Regions from separate parts of the Homo sapiens genome. Here regions 1 and 3 are each linked to region 2. Evidence: chromatin loops called from intact Hi-C (ENCODE). Cell type or tissue: GM12878. All regions are shown on one strand. Links, peaks and the distances in the headings refer to the core of each region. The heading gives the core; the rest is flanking DNA.

Region 1 (6,392 bases), core at 1,246-3,745, 56 kb after region 2:
TCCCACCAGGCCCCACCTCCAGCCTTGGGAATTATAATTCAACATGAGATCTGAGTGGGGGAAAATATCCAAACTATATCAGTTACTTTTTGCTGATCTTATTTAAGTAAATTTATTCTTTCACAGCATGGCTCTGTGGAATTTCTTTTTCACATTATTAGGAATTTACTCCTTGTCCTGTTCTTTCAGGAAATGCAGTTGGGATCCTAAAGGCTGGGGGCTGCAGCCTTGCCAGGGATTAGAGTTGAGTATTCATCAGGAAGTTGGAAAAGCCCTCCTCGGAGGGAAGAAGCCTACCACTTCTGTAACCTTTTAAAACCATCCTTTCAGTTAAGGAGGACCCAAAAAGACAAACAATGACATTTAGGTAATGACTTTTTGGGAATTTTGTTTAAACCTTTGCTACAATTAAAAATCAATAATTTCTCTTTCCGTGATTGCTTAATGATTTAAGAATCTGGCTCATTCATCAACTGGGAACAAGGACAAGTGTAAAGCTGAGTGAAATGACCAGGCTTTGAGGGTGGAGGCAAATTCCTGCCAGCTTGAGTGAGGAGGTGAGATCAGGGGCTCCTTCCTGTGAAGAGCTCTCCATGAGTGAGGCCTAAGGGGGCTCAGTTTGCCCCGTAGAGATCTTGGGCACTATGAAACTCTTGAATAACCTCAAGGAGTCGTAACAGGAGGACAGAATCCTTTCTCCCCCAAACAATTGAGCTCTGAAACACGTATGGCCCATTCCTGGGGGTGGAATGGCTGCTGTGTACCCCCTTATCACGCAGTTCTTTCTCAGCCCCTCTCACTAACAGTCTAGGCTTTGGAGGACACTGTACAAAGATGCCTCTGCTTTTCTGTTTGAGATTTTATTTATGGCTGTCTGAGTCCATTTTGTGTTGCTGTAACAGAATATCTGAGATTGGGTAATTTAAAAAGAAAAGGAGTTATTTAGCTCACAATGCTGGTGGCTGGGAAGTTCAAGAGCATGGCCCTAGCATCTGGTTAGCTTCTGATGAGGGCTATGTGCTGTGTCAAGACATGGTGGAGAAGTGGAAAAGCAAGCGTGTGTGAAGAGGCACTAAACAGGAGGAGGAACCTCACTTTATAACAACCCATTCTCAGAGGAACAAATCCCTTCCCTCCAGAGTGAGCACTCACTCACTCCCTTGAGATGGCCTTATTCTATTCATAACAGATCCACTCTGATGTTCCAAACACCTCCCATTAGGCCCCACCTCCCAATAGTGCTGCAGCGGCAATTAGCTTTAATGTGAGTCTTGTTGGGGACCAACCACATCCAAATCATAGCAATGCCCTAATCACATTGTGAAAGGCACTGGGTTAAACTTAAAGGCCCATTCTATATCAATCTGCCAAAGCCATTAGGATCAGACTAGATCTTAATGTTAGTAGATCTAATACCAGTTGAGAGCTGAAAGAGGGGAGGGAGGCTAATTATATCAGAAAGCTACTCTAGGTAAGTGTATTAGTCCATTTTCACACAGTTCCACATGCCTGGGGAGGCCTCAGAATCACGGCAGGAGGCCAAAGGCACATCTTACATGGCAGTGGCAAGAGAAAAATGAGAGAAGATACAAAAGCCGGAACTCCTGATAAAACCATCAGATCTTGTGAGACTTATTCACTACCAGGAGAACAGTATGGGGAATCCACCCCCACGATTCAAATTACCTCCCACCGGGCCCCTCCCACAATATGTGGGAATTATGGGAGTACAATTCAAGATGAGATTTGGATGGGGTTACAGAGCAAAACCATATCAGTGAGCTTCAAGCATAGTTCTGAGCCTCTTGGCTGTCACGACAAGAAGAGATATTCTATTTAAAAAAAAAAAAAAGGAAGCTACCAACCCATCAAAAGGTGCTCAGTTCCATAGCCCTAAACTCCAAAAAGTTTGTAGGGAATTTGAATCAGGACCTATGACAACATAATAGTGTCTTGAATAGATGCTTTTAGAACATAGAGAGATAATCTTTAGATGATCATTATTACATTCATATTTTACAAAACCCTTTGGCATAAAATATTATAAATCTCTTCTCTGTTACATCATTTCCATTTGAGTAAGAAAATCTTAGTATATAACTTTTTAACTTAATTTTATTTTTTGAGACAGTGTCTCGCTCTGTGGCCCAGGCTGGAGTGCAGTGGCACGATCTCGGCTCACTGCAGTCTCCGCCTCCCAGGTTCAAGCGATTCTCCTGCCTCAGCCTCCCTAGTAGCTGGGACTACTGGTGCCCTCCGCCATGCCCGGATGATTTTTCTATTTATAGTAGAGGCGGGGTTTCACCATGTTGGCCAGGATGGTCTGTAACTTCTGACCTTAGGTGATCCACCCGCCTTGGCCTCCCGTAGTGCTGGGATTACAGGCGTGAGCCACTGCGCCCGGCCTTCGTATACAACTTTAGATGCAGCTGGACCGTGTGTGTGTGTGTGTGTGTGTGTGTGTGTGCGCGCGTTTCCCACTCTGTGCCTCCCGCATGCCCTTGAAGCAGAGGGCTCCTTCGCTTCACTTCCTCTACTTCACCACATTGAAGCAGAGGCCCCTCTCCACTTCCTCAGGGGTTGTGTTCAGCACAATGGAAAGCAGCTGCGTCTGCAACGCCTTCTGGCTGTTATGCTCCGAGAACCTAAGCCTTGGATTAACACGGCAGAGAAAAATGCCCACTGCTCAGGGACTATCCCATGTTCTCCAAACTTCCCCATTTCCTGGTAATTAGGTGGGGGTCATGTGACTTGTTTTGGCTAATGGGCTGTGGGTAGAAGTAAACATGTGAATATATCAATATAATTGCGTGTATGTGTTGATGTAAAATGCAATGTCCTGCACATACACTCTGCAACTTTATTTTAAGGAAATACTTAACCTTGGAGACATTTCTATATTATTATACATAAGTTTATCTTTTTATTTTAAACTGTTATCATATCACAATAAGAATATAGCATAATTTCAATGACTCCCTTCTTGTTGGACATTTAGATGCTTTCCATTATTTTGCAATGATAAAAACACTTCTGTGTGTTTTCTAGGAAACCTAGAAATGAAATTGTTTGGCAGAAAGGTATCTATTTTTACAAATTAAAAAAAAATCATTCTTTTAAACATATTTCATTGAATTCAATTTGTTGGAATTTTTACCCAGCATTTTTACAATTATATTAATCAGTGAGAATGTTCTAAGTTTTTTTTTTTTTTTTTTTTTTTGAGGCAGATGTCGCTCTGTTGCCCAGGATGGAGTGCAGTGGCATGATCTTGGCTCACTGCAACCTCCGTCTCTCAGGTTCAAGTGATTCTCCTGCCTCAGCCTCCCAAGTAGCTGGGATTACAGGTGCCTGCACAAAGCCCCGCTAATTTTTTGTATTTTTAGTAGAGACGGGTTTCACCATGTTAGTCAGGCTAGCCTCGAACTCCTGACCTCATGATCCGCCTACCTCGGCCTCCCAAAGTGCTGGGATTACAGGTGTGAGCCACCGTGCCCAGCCCTAATTCTTTTAATGTTAAACTCTTTCTTGCTTTCCTCTCTCTTCTTCACTCCTCAAGAGGGGGGAACACTGACATAATTGGATGAGATTCCAGGATGTTGATGGTGCCAAGTTTATGAGCTACAAACCCTTGTGTGGCTCTCCCTTTGGTACTTTGCTCTTTCTCCAGGGAGAAAGGAGGACAAACAAACTGGAGCTGATCTCTTATTATGGACAGAACCTGTCATCTCTCTTCCTCCCTCGTAAGCAGTGTTGCTCATTCACCCTCCCAATCTTGGCAAGGAGCTGGTGGAAAGATCTGAGTGTAGAAGGGAGAAAGGCTCCAGCTTAGTGCCCAACTCCTGTGCCCACATAGCCAGGTCACCCCGCACTAGAGTTAGAGGCACTTAAAGTAAGGAAATTCCTTATCTCCTTCTGCCATTGTCTATCGTGCTGCTCATCTTCAGGAACTGCAGAAAGATGATGACCACACCAAGGCAAGACTGAGTCCATTCCTGAATATCATTCCTGTAAGATCAAAATCTCATTCTAAGAGTATTGTCTTTGCTAGGTTTTAGTATCAGTAACTATTTTGAAGAGTGATTTGAAATTTCCAAATATTTGAGAGTTTTTGTTTATATAAAATATTTTTGTTCAGTTTTTCTTAATTTGCTGTGGGGATATGTTAGTACCCTACAAGGCATCCAGCTTTTAAAATAATGCCACATTACAAAGGAATTGGTTAACAAGAAGTGTAGGGGGGAAGGGTAATTTTTTTTTTTTTTTTTTTGAGACGGAGTGTCACTCTGTTGCCCAGGCTGGAGTGCAATGGCACAATCTCGGCTCACTGCAACCTCTGCCTCCCAGGTTCAAGTGATTCTCCCGCCTCAGCCTTCCAAGTGGCTGGGATTACAGGCACCCGCCATCATGCCCAGCTAATTTTTGTATTTTTGTAGAGACAGGATTTCACCATGTTGGCCAGGCTGTTCTTGAACTCCTGACCTCAGGTGATCTGCCCACCTTGGCCTCCCAAAGTGTTAGGGTTACAGGCGTGAGCCACGGTGCCTGGCCGGGGAGGGTAATTTAAAAACAGACCTGCTTTATGCCATTTAAAATGGGAATATGTCTTGTTAAAAACACATTTAAATCCAGGGAGGTTTCTCTGTGCCATTAGTATCAAGCACTAAATGAACACTGTATGACTGAGATGACAGAAATTTCCTCTTGGAGAAAATTGAAGCCAACAGTTGATCAACACAGCATATAATTAACAGGGCAGGGTGTGGAGTCAGGCTGCCTGGGTTCAAATTCCGGAACCACCATTGAGTGGCCTTGGAGAAATAGCTTAATATTCTGTCTCAGTTTACTTATCTAGAAAATGGACATAATTATGATGTCTCCCTCAAAGAGCTTTTCTAAGTATTAAATGATGTAATATATTTAAAGAGGTTAGAACATGGTCTGACATTCAATACATTCTAGCTATGATTAAGTGTTAATTCAGTCTGGTAAAAGTGAACGTAGTCTTTGCCAAGGGTAGTAAAAAAGCTCTGACCCTCATCAAAGATGTTAGATTGAGAGCCAGGAGTCTACATTCATTGTCCCAAATAATGAATGCTGAACTCAAGAACATCACAGCATAGAGAAACCTCTGTTTGAGCTCTACCTCCCCGTGATGGCCCCTGTCCCCACCTACCTCTCCCAAGGCTGCCCCTGATGGCGAAAACTCCCTTCACCACAAGAGCTAACAAAGGTTCAGCAGGAACTGCCTCACTCTCTCAGTTTCTCCTTCCTCTTCAGAGGGAGTGCCTCTGTTTTAATTCCAGCTCAGGTTCTTTCTCACACATATATACAAGGAGTTAACATTCTCCGTCTCCTCTGGTTCCAGTTTTTGCAGTGGGCTTAGGAAAATGCTTTTCCTCCCTTCATTTCCTTTATCACCCTCCCTCCTCCACCAAACATTCTGATCATGGCCATAAGCCCAAGCAGTGGCAGTGATAGACTTGTATAAAGAAAAGGAAAACCCATTGAACCTGAAAAGTAAACAGCACAAAGGTCAAATAACAACGAAAGGCTTGTCAAAGGCTTGTACATGGTTGCCAAGAGTGTGGTACTGGCAAGCAATGCTTTGAGACTGTACAGGTAGAGAGAAGTTATTAGGGCCGCAGCATCCATGGGAGGGCTTTGGGGAGAGAGAGAAGAGCTAGAGCTGACCCTGAAGGGACGGTGATTCCCAAACTGTGGTAATCTGGGTGGCCTGAGTAAAGTCATCTGTGCTCAGAGGCAGGGACCAGGTGGGTCTCTCTGGGATGGGGGTTTGTGTTGGAGGCAATGAGCAAAAGTCTGAAAGTATAATTTGAGCCCTTAATGGTAAAGTCCAGAAGTTTGACATCAAAGATGGCAGTGATTTGATCAATGTCGCTTACTGAGGTTTAAGGAAAGATACAAATTATCTGTAAAAATGTAAACTCAAAACAAATTTGTCAAAAGTTCAGTATAGTAGTGTATCACCACTGTGCTAAAGGTTTTCTTATTTCAAATAACTCAATAAAAATGAGGCAAACCATTCTGTAACTAGCTAAACTGAAGTCCATACCAACTATTTAATGCTTCAAAATAACCTTAAACTTCTACTCACTTATCATTCTACAATTTAAGTAAGTAATGTTTCACATTTTCAACAGAATGTATGCTTATAGACACATAAACACGAAAGATAGGGACAGATCATCTTGGTGACTTGCACGTATGTGGCAAGTGTCCTAGGGAAAGGAGCAGGCATGGGGTGAAGGTGGGAACAAGAGTGCCTGGCGTGACCATGTGAGGCAGGGCATTTGGCTATGTGTTGCTGTGTGCTCTGTCTCACCCCCGTGACCCAAGAATATTAGTGTGGCAGGGTGTGGACAGCAAGG
Region 2 (6,392 bases), core at 2,078-4,577:
TCAGTTCCTCTGCCGGGGAAGTCCACGCTGATGAGAACTCCTGAGTTCTTATCTATGCTTCAGGTGAAGGCAGAAATGCCTGTACATGCATAAATCCTTTTCCCCCTCATCCTCCCCTCAATTGTGTGTGTGTGTGCGTGGGTATGTAGAATCTATCTTCTCACACTACATCCTCTCTATCTGTTATGCGGTGGCATCGAAATTGATGAGCAGATAATGTGTCGTAATTAGCCCAGAGGCAAAAATCAAGCAGAACCAGAAGTGCCTTAGAAAATCTCTTAAATCTGCTGCAGAGCCTGCATCCTTGGTTTCATTTATGCAAAGCTATACAGAAATTCTTATCCTCATAAGAGAGGGTTCTACATGAAGAGAGGTACAGTCATTGGATGCAGGCAGGCTCTAATGATACAGTCCATTAAAATGGAGACCAGGTCTGAAGAACCCCTGAGCAGACAGAACCATAAGTCAGGCCTCACAAATGACCACGACCTTGCTTGATTTGTAAACATAAGCAAAACTTAACTCGAGCTATTTCTTGTAAATATTTGTATTAAAGGAAAACAGAACTTAAGCTCAACCAGTCAGAAGCATCCAACAAACTTGTAATTATATAACTAGAGACTTTCCAACAGGATAGACTAGGGGTCCCCAATACCTGGGCCGTGGACTGGTACTGGTCCGTGGCCTGTTAGGAACTGGGCCGTGCAGCAGGAGGTGGGTGAGCAAGGAGTATTACCGCCCCAGCTTTGCCTCCTGTCAGATCAGCGGTGGCATTAGATTCTCAAAGGAGCACAAACCCTATTGTGAACTGTGCATGAGAAGGATCTAGGTTGTACGTGCCTTATGAGAATCTAATGCCTGATGATCTGAGGTGGAACAGTTTCATCCCGAAACCACCCCACAGCCTTCCCATCTGTAGAAAAGTTATCTTCCATGAATCCAGTCCCTGGTGCCAAAAAGGTTGGGGACTGCTGTTCTAGTGGATTCTTTTTAAAGTAAACTTTTTGGCCTGATGCGGTGGCTCACGTCTGTAATCCCAGCACTTTAGGAGGCCAAGGTGGGCAGATCACCTGAGATCAGGGGTTTGAGACCAGCCTGGCCAACATGGTGAAACCCTGTCTCAACTTAAAGTACAAAAATGAGCCGGGCATCATAGTGGGCGCCTGTAATCCCAGCTACTCAGAGGTTGCAGTGAACAGAGGTCGCGTCACTGTACTCCAGTCCGGGTGACAGAGCGAGACTGCATCTCAAACAACGACAACAACAAACTTTTTAACTGAAGTTTCAGGTTGTGATACAATTTATGTTGTGCTGGCCTCTTAATCTTTTTGTCTTTTCTCTGTAAAGGTTTACATAATATCGTGGGATATTGGGAGAAATTTTCTATTGGCACCATCAGAGCTTAGCTTATTCTTTGTGACAGATTTTAAATTATATATTCATTTTTACCTAATAAATATAGAATGACTTATATTTTTTATTCCTCATTGTGACTATTTTGGAAAATAGTGCTTTTCGAGGAATTTGCTCATTGCATCTAAATGTCTAAGTTTATTGGTATCAAGTTATTTATATTGCCTTCTCATTATCCTCTTATTGTCTTTAGGATCTTTATAACTGTATGTTGGTGTTTTATGCTTTTTCTCTATTTTTCTTCATTGGTTCAGGTAGGAGATTATCAATTTTATTAGTCTAAAAACTAATTTTAGGCTTCTTAGATTTTTAAGTATTGCATGTTTGTTTTTTATTACATTGATTTTTGTTCTTTATTATTTTCTTCTTTCTATTTCTTTTGGTTTTAATTTGATGATTATCTTCTAGGTTTCTTGAAATAGTTACTTAGGTAATTGCTTTTCAGCCTTTTTCTCCCATTATAAATGCATTTAATGCCACAAAGTTCCCTCTAAGTATGACATTAGCTGAATGCCATACATTGTCTGTTTTTTTTATCATTTAAAATATTTCATAATTTCCATTGTGATTTCTATGTTGACTTCTGGATTATTTAGAATAATCACATTTTCTTGTTAAATTGACTCTTTTATTATTATAAAATGTTCTTTGTCTCTAATAATAGTTCTTGTCTTAAAGTCTACTTTGTCTGATATAGCAAAGCTACACAATTTACTTTTGGTTATATTTTTTCTATCCTGTTAATTTCAACCTTTCATAGTTTCTATATTTAAAATATTTCTTTTAAGCAGCATAGTTTTTGGCTCATTTTAATTGAGTCTGACAATGTTTTCGGTTTTTAATTACTTAGTTCATTTACATTAATATAATTAATTCTATATCTGGGTTTAAATCAACCGTCTTATCCATTTTTCTATTTGTTCTATATTTTCATTGTTTTTTAATATTTATCCTTTCTTGACTTCTTTTAGATTAACAACCTTTTTTTGGTTGTGTTTTTGTTATTCCATTTCATGCCCCTTCCTTTATTATTAGTTACATATTCTCTTATTATTCGCTTGCCTTAGAGATTGCAAAATGCATTTTTGACTTTGTGAGTGTCCCTTAAATTAATGCTTTCACCACTTTTCAGACAGTGCAACGACCTTAGAATGCTTTATTATATGTAGTTTTGGAGACAGGGTCTCAGTCTGTCACTGGGGCTAGAGTGCAGTGGCACAATCACAGTTAACTACAGCCTCCACCTCCTGGGCTCAAGCAATCCTCCCACCGATGCCCCACCCCACCCCAGGGAAGCTGGGACTACAGGTGCGCATCACTGCATCTTGCTAATTTTTTAGATTTTTGGTAAAGACAAGGTCTTGCTATGTTGCCCAGGCTGGTCTTAAACTGGGCTCACGGGATCCTCCCACCTCAGCCTCCCAAAGCGCTGGGATTATAGGCATGAGCTACCACACCTGACCAGAACACTTTGATTTTATTACCTTCTTCTTGCCTTTTATACTATTGCTGTTATGTGTTTTAATTGAACATATAAGATCCTCAATAAAAATACTATTTAAAACTCAGTATTGACTTAGATTTATCCTCATGTTTCTGCTGGTTCTCTTCATTCCTTCTTGCACCTCCAGCTAAGATCAATCTCTACCTGCTTAAAGAAAACCTCTTCAGTTCTCTATTAGTGGACTCTGCTGGTAATACAGTCTCTCAGGTTTCTTGATTTTTTGTTTGTTTGAGTTTTTGAAAATGACCATCTCTGCAGCTTTTGAATCCTGTTTTCTCTGGGAAGAGAATTTCAGGTTGGCCATTGTCTTCTTTCAGGACTTGAAAGATGACAATGCATTTCTTTGGGCTTTTACAACTTCTGTTGAAAGTTAACTAGAAGTGTCATTGTATCTTTGAATGTAATGTGTTTTTATTCCCTTTTCTGTTTTAAAAATGTCCTTAAAATTTTCCCTTTATCCTTTTTACAATGTGCCTGGGTGTGGTTTTCATTACATGTATCCTGGGAGGATTCTTTAACCTGTGACTTGATATCTTCTATCACTTTTGGAAAATTACAAGCCAGATTATCTGCAGTGCATGTCAGACTTTTTCACCACGTCCCAGATGTCTCTTATGCCCTTTTTATATTTTCTACTCTTTGTTTTTCCTTTCAGGACTTCAATTTAGGTATTTTCAACTTACTTATTTTCCCATTCCTTAATTCCCTCTCCTGGGCTCAGTCTGGTGGTATTCTCATGGGGAAAGCTGGTCTGATACTAACCAGCCCATCGTAACTGAAGATATCCTCTGCAATCATTTTAAACTCTCTGGTCATTTTAATTTCACTTTGCTCACCTTTCTCAATTCTCTCTCCCCTTTATCTTACCGTGTTTCCAACTCAGTTTCTTCTCTTGAGTATTGCTTCACTTCTGGGCTCAAGTGATCTTTCCACCTCAGCCTCCCAAGTAGCTTGGACTGCAGGCATGAGCCACTGCGCCCAGCCTGTGTTTCTGAAATGGTTTCACTTTTTATCTCCCTGCTTTTCCATGCTCTGCCAACTCACATTTCATCTCTCTCTGTGCCTTGCCATGTCTTTCCTGGGCTCTCGAATTTGTGTTTCATGCTCTCCTTTGAAAAGACTAAATGCTTCATTAATTGCTTTTTTAAATTTCTGGCACTGCGTTTGGTTAACTTTTCATCTGTTTCATGGCAATGGCTTTTTTGGTGAGGGTTTTTCATGCCACTTCTCGACTGTTACTTTCATCTTTTCCTTTATTGTGGTATCTTTGTTTAGATCCTATGACTTTTAAGAAAAAATATTTTGTAAAGAGGTGAATTCTTCCTAGAGGCTTAGATTGAAGAGGGGCTAGTGCTATGTTCCCGGCTAAAGATGGCTGTGTGTGTATGTGAGAAAGTTCTTTTATCCTCTATTTTTCCCAGATACCATAAGCAGGGTAAGACAGTTTGCACCATGCTGCCTCACCATCAGAATGCCAGCCTAGCTTGTCTGTGTTTTTTCTCACTCAGTCCTGCCTTTCTTAGTTGTTCAGACTATGGATTTAACCAGCCTAGGGAGTCTCCAGTCACAAACCTCTAGACTGTTCCTATTGGTCCAAAAAGGGGCTGTTGGCTTTGCTACTCAGGGCATGTCCCTTACTTTGAGGAACTAGGCTTTCCTGGTTTGACTGATGGTTCCATCTGTGGGCATCCTCTCTCATTATCTTCCCACACGCCTGCTTGACCTTCACTGTATTTGGAAGTCCTTCCTCTTCTATTTTGGTTCAGGGTTCAGATGTCTCTTAATTTCTTTCAAGATAGAGTTTTGTTCCTGTTTCTTATTCTCCTTCTCACTTTTGGGTGATTTCTCAGAGAAGAGGGAAATGGTCCTCTTTATGCCACATTTAAAAACCACAGGCTTACCCTCAGAGTCTTTTGCATTCTGCATTATTTTTAGTTTCAGTTCTGTATCACATATAATCTTTTTATGTTTTTAGAGACAGGGTCTCACTCTGTCGCCAAGGCTGGAGTGCAGTGGCATGATCATAGCTCACTGCAGCCTTGAACTTCTGGGCTCAAGTGACCCTCCCACCTCAGCCTCCCAAGTAGCTGGGACTACAGGAATGAGCCACTGCATCCAGCCTGCATCATACATACTCTTTTAAGAGTCATTTAAGATTAGGATTAGGGACCTGAATTCAAGTTTAAATTCAGTCTTGCCTGGTGCTACCAATGCAAATAGCTCAACTGAAGTGACAGTCAAATCATCTGATACGGTCACACATGGCTAAACTTGCATATGTGCAGGCAATGACAACCCCCTCGCAGTATACTTCTCTGTCTGACTGCTGGTAAGTGTCATTTGACATGAATGTAAGATGCTTCCCAAAGGCAGGAATGTAAAAATGTGAAAAAATGGCGTATGATATTTCAGCTGGGGCTGAAGAATGGTCCAGCAGGCTGGCAAGGACAGTGAGCATGGAGCAGACAGATGCAGGCAGACAGAGCTGCAGCAGCATGGGGCTTACCTGCCTTCCCTGGAGCAGCATCAACTTTTGAAAGGCTGAAATTTCAGGGAGGGTTTAGGAATCAAATAGGAAACAATCCAATTGGGGAGAAAACAGTGTTCTGTGACACTTGACAGCTCATTTTCTATTGAATTGAATGCCAATTCTTTGCCTCAGAAATGAGCTCTGCCCTCAACTTTCCAACACACCTATTGTCTTCTCATTGTCTGCAGAACAATGCTTAAATGCTATAGCCTGCCATTCAAATCCCTCCACTCCATGAAGCCAAAATGAAAGGGAAGGAATCAGGTTAAAAAGCCAGGCAAATTCCCTTCCCTCTGAGATTTGGCAGCATCCTCTCCCCTCCACCCCTGCTGCGTGCGACTGGTCTAAGCTGTTCACCAAGCATGCCTTGCGTTTGTCCCATACCAGTGCCATTGCTCATTCTGACTCTTCCACCATGATTCCTTCTCTTCCCTGATAACCAGCTCTGCTGCTCAAAACCCTGCTTATCCTTCAAAGCCCCACAGGCCTTTACTGATTCCCCAACCGGATATGAACTTTCTGTCTACCTCTGGGAAATTTTTCACAATCTTTTTAGATCAGGTACTACTCCCTAGGAAGCAGGACTATTACTCTGACACCTCATCTCGCTCCTCTGCCCTGCCAAACCAGGCTCAAACTCCTGCTGTCCTGGCTCTCACTGCCCAAACCCATTTTTTATGCTCAACTGGACTTTCAACTTTGTTCCTCTATGCTTCTTGCTTTGACCTGGAACTTTCAGATTTGGGGCCTACCGTTTCCATCAGTGTCTTGGTAGTCCTAGCTCCTGCCTATAAATGTACATATATTCCCTTGATACTACTGTACTGACAAACCAGTCAATGAGTTTCCAATTTCCAGAGCCCTTTACTCCAGCAGCCATTGCTGCTGCCCTTGTCAGACCCCAGGCCACAATCTCCCAGCTGCCCACTGAGCACTGCTGGCCAG
Region 3 (6,392 bases), core at 2,257-4,756, 64 kb before region 2:
GAGGTTAAGGTAGGGCATTCCTACCAGAAAGCACAACAGTGCAAAGGAATTTGAGGTATGAAAAATCATGGTTCTTTAAGAAGATAAGTCATTTCATAGGTCTGAAATCTGGGGAGCATTGAAGAGAATTAAGAAGAGGCTGGAGAGGGGGGCAGAAGCTGAGCCACCATCCACACCAAACCCTGGAAGTTGTGTGCTATTTTTCCCATTTTCCAGTAATTTGCCCAAGGTCAAACTTCTGGCAAGTGGCAGAGATGAGAGGACAGATCAGGTCTGCATCTCTACAAAGCTCAAGCTCAGGCTGTCTCTCAACGACCTTCCAATACTTAGAATAATCTCCCAACAGGTGCAGCTTCCTGAAGACAGAGAAAGCCCATGGTGAAGTAGAACAGTAACAAACCCTGAAACCAATCATTAAAGTAGCTGTTCTCAAAGTGGAGTTCTTGGACCACTGCATTAAAATGCCTTGGTACTCAGCAAAAGGTAGATTCTGGGCCTACATTCAGACATACTGAATCGCATTCTCTGAGACTGAGCCTGGGAGTCTGCATTTTATGATACCCACAAGCTTTGAAGGCTGGTGATTTAAATGCCTGTTACGCCTAGGGCAAGTGACCAGATTTGAAGGGGCATATGAAGAAAGGAAAGGCTTAATTCAACTTCAGATAAATGGGATCTGAGTTAACAATGAGCTATGCAAGGAAAAATGCTGAAGCAGGCAGTTCCAAGACAGTACTTGAACTTGGGGAAAGGGACACCAACAGAGGGACGAAACTGAAGCTCTCAGCTTTCAAAAATCAAGGAAGAAATGGTAGAGGGCTGAGCTCTGCAACTTATTACGGGCAGAACCTCCCTCCAGCAGCAGTGGAGCACTGACAGTGGAGGTTTATGAGCAAGAGGAACAGAAGAGGGCATGTGTCATGGAAGCCAAGAAAGGGCTCAACAGTGTCAAAGACTATCCCACAGAGAAAAGAAGAGGACAGAGGGGCAGAGACTTGAAAATAAGCCACCAGAGTTGGCCAATTGGAAGCCACTGGTAAGTCTTGAGACAGGTTTCTGAGTGGCAGAGAGAAGCCAGACTCTAAAGTAGATGCCTTGGAAAGTCAAGAAAACAGGAGAAGAGAAAGGAGAAGAAAAGCTCTATCTGAAGACTGAAGTAAAGAAACGTGGGGGGAGACACAAACTGAGGTTACAAGAAGGGAGAAATAGAAGGAGCTGACGCTGGAGGGTCTGTTTCAATGAGCTAAGATACAAGGTCATCTGTGTCTCTGGGGAGGTGGGGAAGAGCTGGACAGGTTTGAAGAACCAACTGCTTCAGCCCCATGGTCAAGGCCTGGAAGAGCCACTGTGGTCCTGACTCTCAAACAGGGAAGTATTTTCTTGGCGCACCTTTTACTGTAGAAAAGGTTAACCTACAGAATAGTTAAAACAACTGTATTTATCAGATTTGTTTCAGCACATTCTCCCTTTCTCTCTCTCTCATATATATGAGAAAAAAATATATATATGTCTGCGTGTGTGTGTGTGTGTGTATCTATATATGGTCAAACCATTTGAAAGCAGGCTACAGACACCACAACACTTCCCAGTAAATACTTTCAGCACAGATCCCTTAAGAACAAAGACATTCTCCTACATAATCACAATTTTATTACCACAGCCAACCATTTTAATACTGACATATAACATTTAAAAAATACAGTCGGTATTTAAGTTTCCACCCCAAAATGTCCTTTATAACCTTTTTTTTCAGTCCAGCATCCAATCAAGGATCATGCATTACAGCATTATATTTGGTTGTCACTTTAGTCTCCTTTAAATTACAACAGTCCCCCTCAAAAGTTTTTGTCTTTCATGACATAATTTTTGGAGAATCAAGACCTAGTGTTTTACAGAATATCCCACAATCTTGATTTGCTTTATTGTTTCCTCATGATTAGATTCAGGGCAAATATTTTTGGTAAGAATAATATAGAAATGACATGCAACCCTAACAAGAGACTGATATTTCAATTTGTCACTACTGGTGATATTAAATTGGATCACTTGCTTAATGTAGTATCCACCAGATCTTTGCATCACAAAGATGTATTTTTCCCTTTGTAATAGATAATTCATAAAAAGAATTTTGAGATAGTACACATATACCCAATAATCTTTACCAATAATTTTTAGCATCCATTGACAATTCCTGCCTGAGTCAATGATTACAGTGGCAGTTGTAAAACGGTAACTTTCTAATTCAATCATTCCTTGTACATTTACTAGAAGGCATTCTTTGGTAATGTCATTTTTATTTCCATCCACCTTCTTCATGTTTAAGTATCACTATGGACTCATATTTTCTTCCAATATAACTGATTACTTTTTTTTTTGATGTTCAAAATGTTCCAAATTTGGCCAATGAGAATCCCTTCAAGCCAGTTTTTGTGTTGTTCTAACTTGTTTCCATTAGTCCTGGAGCACATGTTTGCTTTACGACACAAAATGATCCAGTATCATTTTGCAGTTTTCCTGTCTGAGCCTTAGATGGTTTCACTGGTTAATTCTAACAAATGATGCTAAAACGGCTTAAAAGAAATAAGACTAATTCTATAAAAATGATTCAACATTGTAAGAAAAATCCTTCCCAACTCATTTGATGAGACCAGCATTAATCCAACACCAGAAATAAAAATAGCATACAAAAACTAAAACCAACAGACTTCATTAATGCAGACATAAAAAATGCTTAAAGGTGTTTTACCAAATTGAGTCCAGCAATATGTAAAAATGAGTAATATATAACATCCAAACAGAGTTAATACCAGAAAAGCAAGGATGGTTTACATTTTTAAAAAGTAATGTATTTTACCATATTAACATTCTAAAAAAAGAAAAACTAGTTACTTCACCATCTTAATATAGAGAAAAAGAATTTGATAAAATTCACCAATTCATGATGAAAATTACCAGTAAGCCAATAGAAAGAACTTCCTCAGCGATTATGAACACTTATTAAAAACTTACAACTGACATCGTACTTGATGGTCAAAGACTGAATGTTTCCCCCCAAAATTGGGAACAAGGAAAGGAAGCTGTAAACACTATCTAAAAAAAAAAAAGGTGCTATTAGAACAAGTAAGGTTATAGCACGTAAAGTTAATAACAAATATCAATTACATTTCTATATACAAGCACTGAACAATTGAAAAATAAAATAAAATATAATTTCATTGTATTTGGAAAAAATACAATCGGTTGTATACAGAACAAATATCCAATTGTTTGTATACTTGTATACAATATACAATTGTTGTATATGGAAAAAATACAATTCCCTATACAACAGCCTCCAAAAACATGAGAGATAAATACTGTTTAAAGAAATTAAAAAAGATCTAAATAAAGAGATGAATCTTGTTTGGGATTAAAAACTCCATGTTGTTATATCAATTCTCACCAGTTTGATTAGAGTTAATGTGCTCTCAATCAAAATCTCAGGTTGTTGTTGTTTTCGAAATTGACAAGTCTGAAATTTACATGGAAATGGAAGTAACTAAAACAGCCAAAGCAGTTGCAGTATTCATACTGCCTCCCTTTAAAGACTTACTAAAAGACTGCCGTAACCAAGCTAATACAGAACTGACAAAATGATATGTAAATCAACAGAACAGAATTGAAAATCGAAAAACAGACACGCAAATACATGGTCAACTGAGTTTCAATAAAGGTGCCAAAGCAACTCAATGGAGGAAAATGAAAGTCTTTTCATAAATTGTGCTGCAACAGCTGAATATGCAAATGCACTTTAAAAAGTGAACTTACGGGAAATTGTAGGTCAATATTTTAAAAGTCAACAACAACAAAAAGCATGCTTTTGTGTTCTATTCCCTATTGCAATATGCATTATTTACATATTCCCATTATTTGAATACGCAAATAATGAATATTGACTCCCACCTCCTACCATATATAAAAATTAGCTCAGAATGGATTACAGACCTAAATAAACAGCTAAAACTATAATGTTCTAGAGAAACACACAGGAGAAAATTTTTGTGATCTTGTGGTAGGCAAAAATTCTTACAGGATACAGAATATACACAGACCTGTAAATGAAAAAATTGAAAAACTGTACTTCATTAAAATTTAAAATATTTACTCTCAAAAAACGCTGCTTAAAAAATGAAAAGGCTGCCTGGCGCAGTGGCTCACGCCTGTAATCCCAGCACTTTGGGAGGCCGAGGCAGGTGGATCACAAGGTCAGGAGATTGAGACCATCCTGGCCAACAGGGTGAAACTCCATCTCTACTAAAAATACAAAAAAATTAGCCGGGCGTGGTGGCGGGTGTCTGTAGTCCCAGCTACTTGGGAGGCTGAGGCAGGAGAATGGTGTGAACCCGGGAGGTGGAGCTTGCAGTGAGCTGAGATAGCGCCACTGCACTCCAGCCTGGGCAACAGAGTGAGACTCCGTCTCAAAAAAAAACTATAATGAAATACCACTAAGTACCCACTGAAATGACTGACAACATCAAGTGTTGGGGAAAGACATACTGTAAAATCAACTGGAACTCTCACATCCTGCTGGTAATGGTTTGACAGTTTCTTCTGAAGTTAAACATAATCTTACCATACAACTCATCAATCTACTCCCAGGTATTACTTGCGAGAAATGAAAATATTTGTCCACAAAAAAACTTTTACTTAAACCTTCATAAAAGCTTTAATCATAATAGCCCTAAACTTGAAACAACCCAGAAATCTATTAACAGGTAAAAAACTAAATTGTAGTTTACTTAGCAATAAAAAGAAACAAACATGATAAATGTAACGTGAATTTCAAAAGCATTATGCAAACTGAAACAAGTCAAAACAAAAGACTGCATGTAGTATGATTCCATTTATTTACAATTCTAGACCACGCAGCAGCTACAGAAAGTGACAAAAAGCAGAGCAATAGTTGTTGCCTGAGACCAGTGATGAGGAAAAGGCACTGATTGCTAACAGGCACAGGGGAACTTTCTGAGATGATGGAAATGTCCTACATTAAGATGGTGCCATTTTCACAACTGTATGTTTATGAAACTAATCAAAATGCACACTTCAAACTAGTGAATATTACTGTATGCAAATTATACCTCAATAGAGTTGGCTAAAACATAAAGGAAAGAAAAAGAAAGCTGGCACAAGTTTAGTCATGTTCAACCTTACAGCATTGTTTTAAAGTAGGTTATTACCCTGGGCTCTTAATACCCTGAAGGCACATAGATGTCACCTCATTTCTGTCTTTTATTAATTTCTTGTATGTTAAAAGTGGGAGAAAAGGAGCTTTACTAATTTTTGATAGCTTTTTTGTTTCCTTAAGGTCTCAGGAACCAGTCAGCTTTAAGAATTTTTGAGATTGCAGGCCAGGTATGGTGGCTCATGCCTGTAATCCCAGAATTTTGGGAGGCTGAGGTGAGCAGATCACTGGAGGTCAGAAGTTTGTGACCAGCCTGGCCAACATGGCTAAACCCTGTCTCTACTAAAATTACAAAAATTAGCTGTGCTTAGTGGTGGGCACCTGTAATCCCAGCTACTCAGGAGGCTGAGGCAGGAGAACCGCTTGAACCAGGGAGACGGAGGTTGCAGTAAGCGGAGATCGCGCCACTGCATTCCAGCCTGGGTGACAAGAGTGAAAACTCCATCTCAAAAAATAAATAAATACAATAAGAATTTTTGAGATTGCTAGAATAATTTCCCTTTGTTGTTGTTGTTATATATAAGCTAGAATAATTTTATCTTCACTTATAAATCAGATGTTTATACTACATCACATATTTTTAAAAGTTTTTCTTCTATGCAAATGCATAGTGGTAAATTTTTGCTAAAAGTCTGAAATATCTAGATACAGAATGAATTAATATTTGGAAGAATAAGTTAACTTCTCAAATATAAATGTTTTCCAGAATCCAGTTCTAACAGGCTTACATAAAAGTGGCACAGGTATAGTGTACAGTAATATTCTAATACTCCAACCGACTTCCAAGGAAACTGGCAAATCAAGCATTCACATTCCTGAATGTTCTACTAATAGAATGACAGCAATCCCTACACACTTATTACCACATACAGCTGCAGTTAAAGGTCTTTCTCAAGAAATCTCCTATGTCCCCAGACAAAATAATAATAATAAAGGAGACCACCACCTACAAGGTCAAAAATACTGCTGTAATACAATTTAGGAAATTAGGAGAAATGTTAAGGCATTCTACTTTTATACTGGATTTATTCAAGGCTGGTCTCTAATCTCTGTTTCCTTGCAATTTTGCTCATGTCACTTCCTATTACTGAAAATGATATGCAAGCCACATACCTCCTCTTTAGAGTAAATTCAGTTCCACTGCAAACAAATTGCAGGGAAATACAGT

The links. A loop is a pair of places that touch in the nucleus more often than their neighbours do. Peaks named below come from ENCODE experiments on the same cell type or tissue, not always from the same donor. Only the 100,000 strongest peaks of a DNase experiment are listed, where the experiment ranks them.
Region 1: it touches region 2 in a loop (2.9-fold over the local background); 5 of 110 quality-filtered maps call a loop at or near these places.
Region 3: a loop joins it to region 2, with 4 times the contacts of the local background. A loop is called at or near these places in 3 of 110 quality-filtered maps.

The regions. Positions count from the first base shown.
Region 1 is chr2:98,079,506-98,085,897 of GRCh38, forward strand. No RefSeq gene overlaps it. Among named protein-coding and RNA genes, the nearest start is that of VWA3B, 4.5 kb to the right of the region's middle. In GM12878, for the core only: no CTCF peak of the experiment used is centred there; a DNase peak (open chromatin) is centred at 2,569.
Region 2 is chr2:98,022,606-98,028,997 of GRCh38, forward strand. No RefSeq gene overlaps it. Among named protein-coding and RNA genes, the nearest start is that of TMEM131, 30 kb to the left of the region's middle. RefSeq lists silencers at 4,421-4,480, 5,131-5,240 and an enhancer at 4,871-4,990. In GM12878, for the core only: a CTCF peak has its summit at 3,092; no DNase peak of the experiment used is centred there; H3K4me3 peaks cover 1,404 bases; H3K27ac peaks cover 1,423 bases.
Region 3 is chr2:97,958,045-97,964,436 of GRCh38, forward strand. All of the region lies in intron 1 of TMEM131 (transmembrane protein 131), which reads right to left. Among named protein-coding and RNA genes, the nearest start is that of TMEM131, 35 kb to the right of the region's middle. RefSeq lists an enhancer at 5,098-5,177. In GM12878, for the core only: no CTCF peak of the experiment used is centred there; a DNase peak (open chromatin) is centred at 3,697; H3K4me3 peaks cover 286 bases; H3K27ac peaks cover 197 bases.